Regions from separate parts of the Homo sapiens genome. Here all the other regions are linked to region 2. A link is a contact called in ENCODE Hi-C or POLR2A ChIA-PET data. All regions are on one chromosome and are shown on one strand. Each heading gives the region's core, a stretch centred on a gene start or an enhancer-like site at or near the end of the contact. The rest is flanking DNA. Distances are from core to core; before and after follow the strand shown.

Evidence for each region. A loop is a pair of places that touch in the nucleus more often than their neighbours do. ChIA-PET counts read pairs that join two places held with the same protein, here RNA polymerase II (POLR2A). Pooled maps may share reads with other maps.
Region 1: a map of Caco-2 shows a loop between it and region 2 (2.3-fold over the local background). The contact joins two enhancer-like sites. A Hi-C loop is called at or near these places in 1 of 168 maps with a recorded cell type or tissue (Caco-2), 1 of 37 single-sample maps with no recorded cell type and 1 of 50 pooled maps. POLR2A ChIA-PET finds 5 or more read pairs at or near these places in 1 of 52 experiments (GM12878).
Region 3: a map of heart left ventricle shows a loop between it and region 2 (4-fold over the local background). The contact joins two enhancer-like sites. A Hi-C loop is called at or near these places in 3 of 168 maps with a recorded cell type or tissue (ascending aorta, heart left ventricle and tibial artery) and 2 of 50 pooled maps. POLR2A ChIA-PET finds 5 or more read pairs at or near these places in 1 of 52 experiments (Panc1).

Annotation. Positions count from the first base shown.
Region 1 is chr2:33,102,787-33,106,844 of GRCh38, reverse strand. All of the region lies in intron 3 of LTBP1 (latent transforming growth factor beta binding protein 1), which reads right to left. Among named protein-coding and RNA genes, the nearest start is that of LTBP1, 160 kb to the right of the region's middle. Within about 2 kb of position 2,629, at least 4 of the 41 ENCODE cell types and tissues checked have a DNase peak (open chromatin) inside an H3K27ac peak, as active enhancers do.
Region 2 is chr2:33,375,186-33,379,366 of GRCh38, reverse strand. All of the region lies in intron 31 of LTBP1 (latent transforming growth factor beta binding protein 1), which reads right to left. Among named protein-coding and RNA genes, the nearest start is that of MIR4430, 41 kb to the left of the region's middle. Within about 2 kb of position 2,131, at least 3 of the 41 ENCODE cell types and tissues checked have a DNase peak (open chromatin) inside an H3K27ac peak, as active enhancers do.
Region 3 is chr2:33,050,489-33,054,354 of GRCh38, reverse strand. All of the region lies in intron 3 of LTBP1 (latent transforming growth factor beta binding protein 1), which reads right to left. Among named protein-coding and RNA genes, the nearest start is that of LTBP1, 110 kb to the right of the region's middle. Within about 2 kb of position 2,179, at least 4 of the 41 ENCODE cell types and tissues checked have a DNase peak (open chromatin) inside an H3K27ac peak, as active enhancers do.

The sequences.
Region 1 (4,058 bases), core at 1,380-3,879, 270 kb after region 2:
CAAAGCTTCAAAGGACAGGCTGACTTTCGTTGGTGGCTGATGACTTTAAGTTGAAGCCAATGCTCATTTACCATTCCAAAAATCCTAGGGCTCTTGAGAATTATGCTAAATCTACTCTGCCTGTGCTCTACAACAACATAGCCTGGATGACAGCACATGCGTTTGCAGCATGGTTTACTAAATATTTTAACCCTACTGTTAAGACCTACTTTTCAGGGAAAAAAAAAAAAGAAAAAGATTTCCTTTCAAAATAGTACTGCTCATTGACAATCCACCTGGTCACCCAAGAGCTCTGAATGAGATGTATAAAAAAGTTAACTTTTTTGGTGCCTGCTAACACAACATCCATTCTGTAGCCCATAAATAAAGCAGTGATTTTGACTTTCAAGTCTTCCTATCTAAGAAATGCATTGCTTAAGGCTCCAGCTGCCATAGATAGTGATTCCTCTGATGGATCTGGGCAAAGTAAATTGGAAAACATCTGGAAAGGATTTGCCATTCTATATGCCATTAGAACATTTGTGATTCATGGGAGGAGGTCCAAATATCAACATTAATAAGAATTTGTAAGAAGATGATTCCAACTCTCATGGATGACCCAAAGGTCAAAAGTTCAAGACTTCAGTGGAAGTCACTGCAGATGTGGTGGAAATAGCAGCAAGAGAATGAAAGTTACAAGTGGAGCCTGAAGAAGTGACTGGACTGCTATAATCTCATGATCAGACTTGAAGGGATGAAGAACTGCTTCTTACAGATGAGCAAAGAAACATGGTTTCTTGAGATGGAATCTGCTCCTACTGAAGATGCTGTGAACATTGTTGAAATGACAACCAGGGATTTCTAATATTACATAAACTTAGTTGATAAAGCAGCAGCAGGATTTGAGAGGACTGACTTTCATTTTGGAAGCAGTTCTATTGTGCGTAAAATGCTATCAAACAGCACTGCATGCCACAGAGAAATCTTTCATGAAAGGAAAAGTCAATTGATGTGGCAAACTTCATTGTTGTCTTATTTTACAAAACTGCCAAAGTCACCCCAACCTTCAGCACCCACCACCTTGATCACTCAGCAGACACCAACATCAAGGCAAGACTCTCTACCAGCAAAAAGATTATGGGGCTGGGCTCAAGTCTGTAGTCCCAGCACTTTGCGAGGCCGAAGCGGGTGGATCACCTGAGGTCGCAAGTTCAAGACCAGCCTAGCCAACATGATAAAACCCCATCTTTACTAAAAATACAAAAATTAGCCAGGTGTGGTGCCATCTGTAACCCCAGCTACTTGGGAGCTTGAGGCACGAGAATCACTTCAACCCAGGAGGTGGAGGTTGCAATGAGCCAAGATCATGCCAATGCACTCCAGCCTGGGCAACAGAGTGAGACTCTGTCTCAAAAAAAAAAAAAGCAGAAGATCACATATGATTTGAAGTCTCAGATGATCATTAGCATTTTCGAGCAGTAAGGTATTTTTACATTTTAATTTAAAAATTGAAATTAATTTTTAAACAATTAATGTACATTGTTTTTTAGACATAATGCTATTACACACTTAATAGACTAAGGTATAGTGTAAACATAACTTTTACATGTACTTGGAAACCAAAATATTCATGTGACTTGCTTTACTGGGATACTCACTTTCTTGGGATGGTCTGGATGTGAACCCTCAGTATTTCCCAGTGTGCCTATGATGACTTTGGGAGGAAGGCTGGTGGACAGGGGGTGAAGTAAATAAGCTAAGTCTTCATCTACTAGAGCAAGACATTTTAGAAAACATCTAAAGTGAATAAATCGAGAAGGGGCCATAATGGAGGTAACTATAAGAAGAACTAACAGGACTTGAGGATCAAATCAGCAAAGGGGTGGGGACAGCCAGGGAAGGATTCCAGCAACTTGAAGGTTTCAAGCCCACTGGAAGGATATTTTTGGTTCAAAGCCGAGGGGAAAAGTAAGTGCAATGAGGCGTGCTGAGTCATGTCTGTCAGAAGAAAGGGCCACTCTATTCTCGAGAGGGCAAGAATGATTATGTTAGTTTAGAAACAGAAATGCAGGGTGGATCTCTAAGGAGAGGTTAGGGAAAAGCCTCTGAGTTTAGGAATAGTGACATTCTAGGAGAGGCCAACATCTTCAAATGCAAAAATGTTTCAGGAAAAACAACAGGGAGCCACACAGTCTTGGAGGATACTCACACTTAATGGTAGGGACATAAAGAGAATATAGGAGGCCAAAAAGTCAGAAGAGGAGAAAAACAAGGATCGAGTCAGTTCAAAAATGGTAAGTGGAAGAAAGTTTCTAGGAGGAAGCAGGAGAGGACCACCTGCAAATTACTGCAGAAAACCAAAGGAATAAGAAATTAGGAAAGGCCGCTGGGTTTGGTTGAAGGTCACTAATCTAAACCAACAAGGGCCAGAGAAATCAATAGCGTGGTGTTAGGAATGGTAGGAGCCAAAATATGACTGCATATTATGTGATGGGGAGATACTAGTGACACACAGAAAAGAAAGAACAAGAGAAACAGGCCAGAGGCTGGGGTGTGGCTGGCCATCTAAAGACTTGAATCTGAGGAAACCTCTGTATCTTTGTTAGCAGCAGGGAAACAATCGCATAAAACTGCTTTCCTTAAAAGAAAGAATTAGTCACACACTGTTTACACTGCTGCCTTCCTAGTGGCAATTTTTGGCGCACAGACAGACTAAACTTTTCCATATTTCTACTAAATCCATTATTTGACCTGCAGAGAGGGTGGGAGGATCTGGCAGAACACAAGGCCCTTTCCAGTTAAGAAAAGGGCTTTGGACCTCACAGAAAGGAACCCCCAATAGGCCACAAAAAGTTTCCCACAGAAGTCCAGTCCAACACAATCTAACCCGTTCCCCTGTGTTGAGGGTCCTTAGTTTTATAATCAGGAGTAAGAAAAAGCAGAAGAGGAAACAGGGATTCAGGAGGAAAGTGCAGGGGTCACCTTCAGGCTGCCAGGGCCAGTTCTTCTCCACAAAATTCAAGTGATCAATTGCACCCTGCCTGCCTTCAAGTTGTTGAGAAGGATGGGTGAATGCTACTCAACAAGCAGGATGGGCATTCAAGTAAATTAAAGTGTCAGCTATGATTTGATGCAGAAAATCTCTTCCCCCTGGAGAGTGCTCAAGGGCAATATGCACATAGGGAATGGCAAAGAATAAGCAAACCATTAGGAAGATGCCACATGGCAGCATAACACTCACACACACACACACACACACACACACACACACACACACACGTAAACGGAGACAAGGATTTATGGTCCATGACCCCATCCATATGGAATTACCTATCAGACCAAAACAGAATTAGGAGGTAACAGGCTGCTGATGAAGAGACTAAAGGGAAGCACATGCAGACAATGCAAACAGCATACAGACTACACACATGGTGCATACAGCATACAAACTATGCATACAGACAATGCATACAGCATACAGACTATGCGTACAGACAATGTATACGGCATACAGGCTATGCATACAGACAATGCATACGGCATAAAGACTGTGTATACAACATAGAGACTGTGCATACAGTGCATACAGCATACAGACTGTATACAACATAGAGACTGCATACAGACAGCGCATACAGCAGACTATATATACAACATAGAGACTGCATACAGACAGTGCATACAGCATACAGACTATGCATACAGACTGTGTATACAACATAGAGATTGTGCATACAGACAGTGCACACAGCATAGAGAATCTGCATACAAACAGTGCATACAGCATACAGATTATGCATACAGACAGTGCATACAACATACAGACTATGCATACAGACAATGCATACAGCATACAGACTGTGTATACAACATAGAGACTGTGCATACAGACAGTGCATACAGCATACAGACTATGCCGACAATGAATACAGCATACAGACTGTGCATACACAGTGCATACAGCATACAGACAGTGCATACAGAGCATTACAGATTGTGCATACAGACAGTGCATACAGCATACAGACTGCATACAGACAATGCGTACAGCTTACAGACAGTGCATACAACATATAGAC
Region 2 (4,181 bases), core at 882-3,381:
ATGGTGGCAGGCACCTGTAGTCCCAGCTCCTCAGGAGGCTGAGGCAGGAGAATTGCTTGAACCTGGGAGGCGGAGCTTGCAGTGAGCCAAGATTGCACCACTGCACTCCAGCCTGGGCAACAGAATGAGACTCTGTCTTGGAAAAAGAAAAAAAAAAAAAAAAAAAAAAAGCAATGGCAAAAACTGAAATTACTTTTGCACCAACCTAGTATTTTCTTGAAATGAGCAGTGTACAATCAGCACAACTGCTCAAAACAGCTCAGCCTGCCACTGAGACTTGAAGCCCAGAAGGAAGCATAAAGAAGGCTTTGTTGTGTCAGAAGCCCTCCCAATGAGCTAATGTTTTGTAATCTGCTTCTTTCTTAAGGTAGTGGCTACTGATGCTTAGCAGAACAATTACTTTCTAGCTTCTGCTCCCTGCAGATTTGTAAATACAAGAACCTGGTCATTCTAAGAACTTTCTAGATGTTTTTCTCCCAATCATAAGGGGCACAATCTGTCTGCGGCATAAAAGGAGAATAAAATTTACTTCATCCCTCCTCTGCCCGGCTTGCCTGCTCTGGCCATGAGGTCACTGTTTAACAGACATGGGCAGTCAGCAGCTTTGTTCTAGCCATAGTTGTATTATTAGGTTCGTTAAGAAGAGGTCAAAAGAAATTCAAACGTTAGTTGAATTCAAAACCTCAAACTTAGAACAGTGCTTAAGCAATTATGCACAGTGATTTTCTCAAAGTCAGACTCATCACAGTTCATGCTTCTTAGAGTATGCTTCAACTAGCCCTATTTTCAAAAGGAAAAAAAGAAGAGCAAATTTTATTTAAAAGATGTGAAAGTATGCTGGGCGTGGTGACTCACGCCTGTAATCCTAGCACTTTGGGAGGCTGAGGCGGGTGGATTGCCTGAGCTCAGGAGTTTGAAACCAGCCTGGGCAACATGGTGAAACCCCATTTCTACTAAAATAATAATAAAAAATATTAGCCAGGTGTGGTGGTGTGAGCCTGTAGTCCCAGCTACTCGGGAGGCTGTGGCAGGTGAATCGCTTGAACCCAGGAGGCAGAAGTTTCAGTGAGCCGAGATCGTGCCAGTGCACTCCAGCCTGGGCAACAGAGCGAGACTCTGTCTCCAAAACAAACAAACAAACAAAACACACACACACACACACACACACACACACACACACATATATATATATATGAAAGTAAAATGTTCACTAGACCAAATCATTTAGTATCATACTGAATGGGCGATTCTAGAAAACGGAATGCCTATTCATAATCTCTGATTTCACAGGAGAAAGGTAAAACTGCTAAGACTTTTACTTTTGAGATAAATATGATTGCTTGTTGATATGGTTTGACTTTGTGTCCCCACCCAAATCTCATCTTGAATTGTAATCCCGACCTGGTGGGAGGTGACTGGATCATGGGGCAGTTTCCCCCACGCTGTTCTCATGATAGTGAGGGAGTTCTCAGGAGAGTTGATGGTTTCAAGTGTGGCACTTCCTCGCTCTTTCTCTCCTTCTGTCCTGTCGCCAGGTAAGAAGTGTCTGGCTTTGCCTTCTGCCACAATTATAAGTCTCCTGAGGCCTCCCCAGCCATGAAGAACTGTTCTTTATAAATTACCCATCTCAGGTAGTATCTTTATAGCAGTGTAAAAACAGACTGATACACTTGTTAACTAAAAATAAGTGTTGCTTTTTAGGATCAGATTGTTTACATGCATGCCTGAATTTCTCTCCTTTCGCTCAAACTAGAAAGATTTTAATAGGACATCAGTAAGATTATTATCATAATGAAATTTATTTTCTATTCAGAGTATTTTTTATAACAGAGAGTGGCCAAATACTTTCCCTAGCACTTCCATGCAGTATAGCTCTTAGGAAAAGTGCCATGAATACAACTGACACTCCAAGGCTCAAGCTGTACAAGAAGTAAAATTTCAGAAGTGCTCATGTCACCAACGAGTAACCCATTAATCAAACTTCTCTCGCCTTGAACTGTTCTCTAATGGCTGGTGAGGACACTGAGGCAGTAGCTTCAATCAGCTTTCAAAACAGAGAGTTCATGCTACAGTGCAGTCTAGCAAGGTCCACTGGTCCTCCCTGGTCGGCGTTCCAAATACTTGCTGACTCACCCGCAATCCAGGGATTTGGGGTTTGGGAATGGCAGCTTGTTCCAGGACACTCCTCCAGAGCTCTGTCTTCAGCAGTTTAGCAAGAAATGAAGGAGTAAGTTTTCCCCTCTATCAGGGTTTTTAAAAATTTTATTTTAACTATTCTCACCTTGCGGCAAACCATGTTTGCTTTTCTTCTGCTTTCAATGACTACAATAGGATCATAACTGGAATGTGGCTTCCTTGCCCATTGCTTTCTTTCCTTCCAATGCACCTGCCCAAACATGGTTATTTTTTAAAAACACACAATTTAGCATCTAGTATTTTTCCTCTTATGTACGTACTGTCCCTGCTTTTTGTACCTGGCTTCTCTGCCATTCATTCCTGCTTATTTGGCCCCTTTCACAAATCCAGTACCTCTTCCCCAGTTTAGTAAAGGAGGCCCTGACCATCCATAAAAGCCCCATCCTGCTGGCAGCTATTGATCTACTAGGGAATCTCAGTGGGGTGAGGATATCCCCTTAGGAGAAGGTATCTGATTCCTACGGGAGGGCATGTATAGTTGGATAAAAGGTCCTATTTATTTTTTCTGTCCTATTATTCCCTTGAAAGTCACTGCAATGGAAGATACTGATTATAAAAAAACACACATGAGAAACACCTGGGATCCCGTTAGCACGGAAGCAAGAAGGTGCTCCGCATCCTATGGTGGGCAGGGCAGACTCATTACTGAGAGGATGCAGGTCCCAAGTCCTGGTTTTCATTCTCTCATTTCCAACTGGCAATCAGGGTCCTGAATTTTTTCAGCCACTAACCTCAGCTGGCCTAACACAGTAATTCTGCTACAGAAATAATGAAGTTAATTAAGCTTAGAATGTTAACACTTTCTGTGACACGTCTTAGGGTGAGGGCTTTTTCTTGTTATTGTACATGTGTTAGTGCCTAAGAGAATCATATCATCAGAGAACCTGACAGGCCTTGCAACTTCAACTCAAAACTGAATTTAGATTTTGGATTTTAAGTTGAATGAGGATTAGGAGAATTTGATTAGGTTGGTAAACATTATTTAAATTTATTAGGGAATTCAATTTGTTGTGTTTTAAGTTTGGTTTATTAGACTTATAAGAGCTAATTAAATATTTATGAGGAAATGCTTATTAGGATTGTGAGATGGAGACCAAAGTGTTCAAAATTTTAATTAATAGAATTTATATGTAGAAATAACTTTTAAGTTTAATCCGTTCTTTGAGACATATAAACAGTCAACAAATAAAATTGATCTTATTTTATAGAAGGTTATTGGACTTATAAATAGGATGATAAAATGTGAAAGTTGAAATCAAATTCTTAGGAATATCTAGGTTTTAACATTTAAAAATTGAGTACATTGAATGTTCATTAAAACCCAACATAGGCCGGGCGCAGTGGCTGACACCTGTAATCCCAGCACTTTGGGAGGCCGAGGCGGGCAGATCACGAGGTCAGGAGATTGAGGCCACCCTGGCTAACATGGTGAAACCCCGTCTCTACTAAAAAAAAAAAAAAAAAAATACAAAAAAATTAGCCGGGCATGGTGGCGGGCGCCTGTGGTCCCAGCTACTCAGGAGGCTGAGGCAGGAGAATGGCGTGAACCTGGGAGGCAGAGCTTGCAGTGAGCCGAGATCGTGCCACTGCACTCCAGCCTGGGCGACAGAGCGAGACTCCGTCTCAAAATAAACAAACAAACAAACAAACAACTCAACATAATGGTCCTTTGTGTGCATAAAGCCTCTCTTTGACTTCCTAACTTACACTGTAGGAGCCTGGCCGGGCACAGGTGGAGCTTCTCTGCAAGTACACAGGGGTATTCGGGTCTGTGCAATTCCCTGAACACCCTCCTATCCCTCATTGTCTTTGATTCTTGGCCCCTTTCAAAGAGACTTCTAGCACTGGATAACCAGGGAGCAGTGCATGATGAACGTTGACTCATTTCCTAGAACTGGATTTGATTCATAATAATTGCTAACGCCTTTCGCTATGGCGCATTTACTGTAGGCCAATCCTCTCCCATGCATTATCACATTTAACCC
Region 3 (3,866 bases), core at 930-3,429, 330 kb after region 2:
CAAAGGCAATATCCCTTAAGGCCTGAAGCTCATAAAGGATTACAGAATATTATTAAACATTTGAAAGCTCAAGGCTGAGTAAGGAAATGCAGCAGTCCCTGCAACACCCCAATTCTAGGAGTACAAAAACCGAACGGTCAGTGGAGACTAGTGCAAGATCTTAGACTCATCAGTGAGGCAGTAATTCCTCTATATCCAGTTGTACCCAACCCCTATACCCTGGTCTCTCAAATACCAGAGGAAACAGAATGGTTCACAGTTCTGGACTTCGAGGATCCTTCTTCTGTATTGTCCTGCACTCTGACTCCCAGTTCCTCTTTGCCTTTGAGGATCCCACAGATCACACGTCCCAACTTATGTGGATGGTCTTGCCCCAGGGGTTTAGGGATAGCCCTCACCTGTTATTTGGTCAGGCACTGGCCCAAGATCTAGGCCACTTCTCAAGTCCAGGCACTCTGGTCCTTCAATATGTGGATGATTTAATTTTGGCTACCAGTTTGGAAGCCTCGTGCCAGCAGGCTACTCTAGATCTCTTGAACTTTCTAGCTAATCAAGGGTACAAGGTGTCTAGGTCGAAGGCCCTGCTTTGCCTACAGCAGGTCAAATATCTAGGCCTAATCTTAGCCAGAGGGACCAGGGCCCTCAGCAAGGAATGAATAAAGCCTATACTGGCTTATCCTTGCCCTAAGACATTAAAACAGTTTGTGGGGGTTCCTTGGAATTACTGGCTTTTGCCGACTATGGATCCCCGGATACAGCAAAATAGCCAGGCCCCTCTAATCAAGGAAACCCAGACGGCAAATACTCATCTAGTAGACTGGGCGCCGAGGCCGAGGAAGCACCGAGAGCGAGCGAGGGCTGCGAGGGCTGCCAGCACGCTGTCACCTTTCAATAATACTCATTATGATACTATAATGATAGATAGATGTCATTATACATTTGTCCAAACCCACAGAATGTACAAAACCAAGGGTGAACCCTAGGACTTTGGGGAATAATGATGTGTCAATGTAGGTTCATCATTTGTAGCAAATGTACCACTCTGGTAGATGTTGACAATGGGAGAAGCTATGCCTATGGGACGGGGAGAGGGGTTGCAGGGGCCAGGGTATATAGGAAGTCTGGACCTTCCTCTCCAATTTTGCTGTGAACCTAAAACTGCCCTTAAAAACTGAAATCTTTTAGGCCAGGCGCGGTGGCTTACGCCTGTAATTCCAGCACTTTGGGAGGCTGAGGCAGGCAGATCACTTGAGGTCAGGAGTTCAAGACGAGCCTGACCAACATAGTGAAACCCCGTCTCGATTAAAAATGCAAAAATTAGCTGGGTGTGGTGGTATGCACCTGTAATCCTACTCGGGAGGCTGACGCAAGAGAATCGCTTACACCCAGAAGGCAGAGGTTGCAGTGAGCCGAGATCACACCACTGCACTCCAGCCTGGGTGACAAGAGTGAGACTCCATCTCAAAAAAAAAAAAGCCTGTTTTAAAAACTATATTTTGATCCGGGAGTCAACCTGAAAGAGCTTACAATGACTAAAGATGGAACAATTTGAGCAAGAAAATAATAATATAACCTGAAGAATAAAACAAATGAGGCTAAGGTACTACAACTAAACGATTAAATAAATACAAGGGTGAAAAGGGAGAAATCCTCCATACAGAAAACTTACAAATAGTATATGAAGATACATTCTCCTCAATAAACCAATTTCCCTTAGGATCACACTTTCTTCTTTACTTGGGCCTCTATCTTGGCTCTACGCATTTTCTTTTAGACAATAAGTTTATTGCCAACAAAATATGTAGTTGCCAAATAGTAAATCCAGTCCCTAGACTCACATGTAACACTAGATTTTAATTATTTCGGTTTTTAAAAAAATCCATTTCTCTTAGCGTTCAATAATAGGGGTTTGGTCTGGTTCCTATTTTCCCATTCACTTACAGAGATGATGTTTAAATATGTTTAAATAATCTAATTCAGTCTTAGCTAGGTATGAACAATATTAAAATTGGTTTACCATTTTAAAAAGTAAACATTAGAGGACACCTCTTCAAAGAATCACTGCATCACTAAATATTTTTTCCAAATACCACACACCCAAGTATTTGGCAATCGGTAAACTTTGGAATGAGAGAGCTCATGGGTTTTTCCCATAGCAACGGTCGAATGACGTGGCCCTCCACTGGACACCCAGAAAGCTGCCCTAGTCCTGGCTAAAGTCTCAAAACTCTGGACAGGAAAGTACATCGAAGTCCTTACCAGCCTTTCCACCCAAGGCACAGCTATGAGACCAGGCTGTAACCCTAAAAGTCAATGACTATAAAACTTGACTGAGACATGCAATGCTGACTCCCAGCTTTGCACACACATCTGTTTAAAATTCAAATGGCTTGTGCAAACCATGGATCGGTATTCAAATAAAACTTTTAAAGAGACTGTATTCATTTAAAAAGGAAATGAAAGTATGTGCCTATGTCTTTGGGTTCTACATTTCCTGGGGAGAGTTGATAGGCCTTCTAGGACTTAGATGGTAGTAAGCCTAGCAGATTGAGCAAGATGTAGAAGCAGACATAAAGTGGCTTTGAATGAGTCACCAACATCTCAGGGCCCTCTCCACAACACATGAAGCCAGCTCTGCAAACCCAGAGCAGCTCTGCACACTTCACACAACTTGGCAACACAAGCACTGGGAACCCAAGAGCAGCCTCAAGGGCAACTGAGCCATCAGAAACAAAATCCAGCTCTGAATGGCACTCCGGGGCCATGCAAATATTTAACAGGCACATCTAGAGAATTCTCAGTCTCAATTAGGAGAGGACCACCACAGTCAGAATGAAGGGGGCTGCCTAACTGCCTCTCAAGTCTCGGGCAATCCTCACTCAGTAATATTGCAGAGGACTACAGTTTTGTGTGTGTGTGTGTTTTTTTTCTTATTTTAGAAACACGATCTTGCTCTGAAACCCAGGTTGGAGTTAAAGTGGCATAATCACAGCTCATGCAGCCTCAAACTCCTGGACTCAAGTAATCCCCCCACTTCAGTCTCCCAAGTAGCTAGAACAACAGGCACACACCACCACACCCAGCCAATTTTTGTATTTTTTGTAGAGACTGGGTCTGCCTACATTGACCAGGCTGGTCTCGAACTCTTGGCCTCAAATGATTCTCTTCCTTCAGCCTCCTAAAGCGCTGTGATCACAGGCACAAGCCACCACAACGGGCGGGGACTATAGTTTTTACAGCACTTCCTTCTGCCCCAACTCATGGAGCTTCACAATCATGGTGTGAAGAATTACCATGCTCATTTTCTGGCTGAGGAAACCTCAAGAGTTTCAGGCCGGGCGCGGTGGCTCACACCTATAATCCCAGCACTTTGGGAGGCCAAGGTGGGTGGATCACAAGGTCAGGAGTTCGAGACCAGTCTGGCGAAACCCTGTCTCTACTAAAAATATAAAAATTAGCTGGGCATGGTGATGCCCGCCTGTAATCCCAGCTACTCAGGAGGCTGAGGCAGGAGAATCGCTTGAACCCGGGAGGCGGAGGTTGCAGTCAGCCGAGATCATGCCATTACACTCCAGCCTGGGCAACAGAGCGAGACTCGGTCTCAAAAAAAAAAAAAAGAGAGTTTCAATAATTTGCCAGGATCATAAAGCCAGAATGGAATAAAGAGGAAACCTGAACCCAAATGTTCTGTTTCCAGGCCCAGGACTCTTAGACACTATCTGTAGCAGAGTAATACTTCAAAATTAATGAAGTTTTGAAGTACTACTTTGCTTTAAACTTAAGGATCCTCTCCTATTTTTTTTAAAGCAGAGTTCTCTATGTTTTTAAATACTCCATAATAGTTCATTAATTTGAGCATTTTTTTG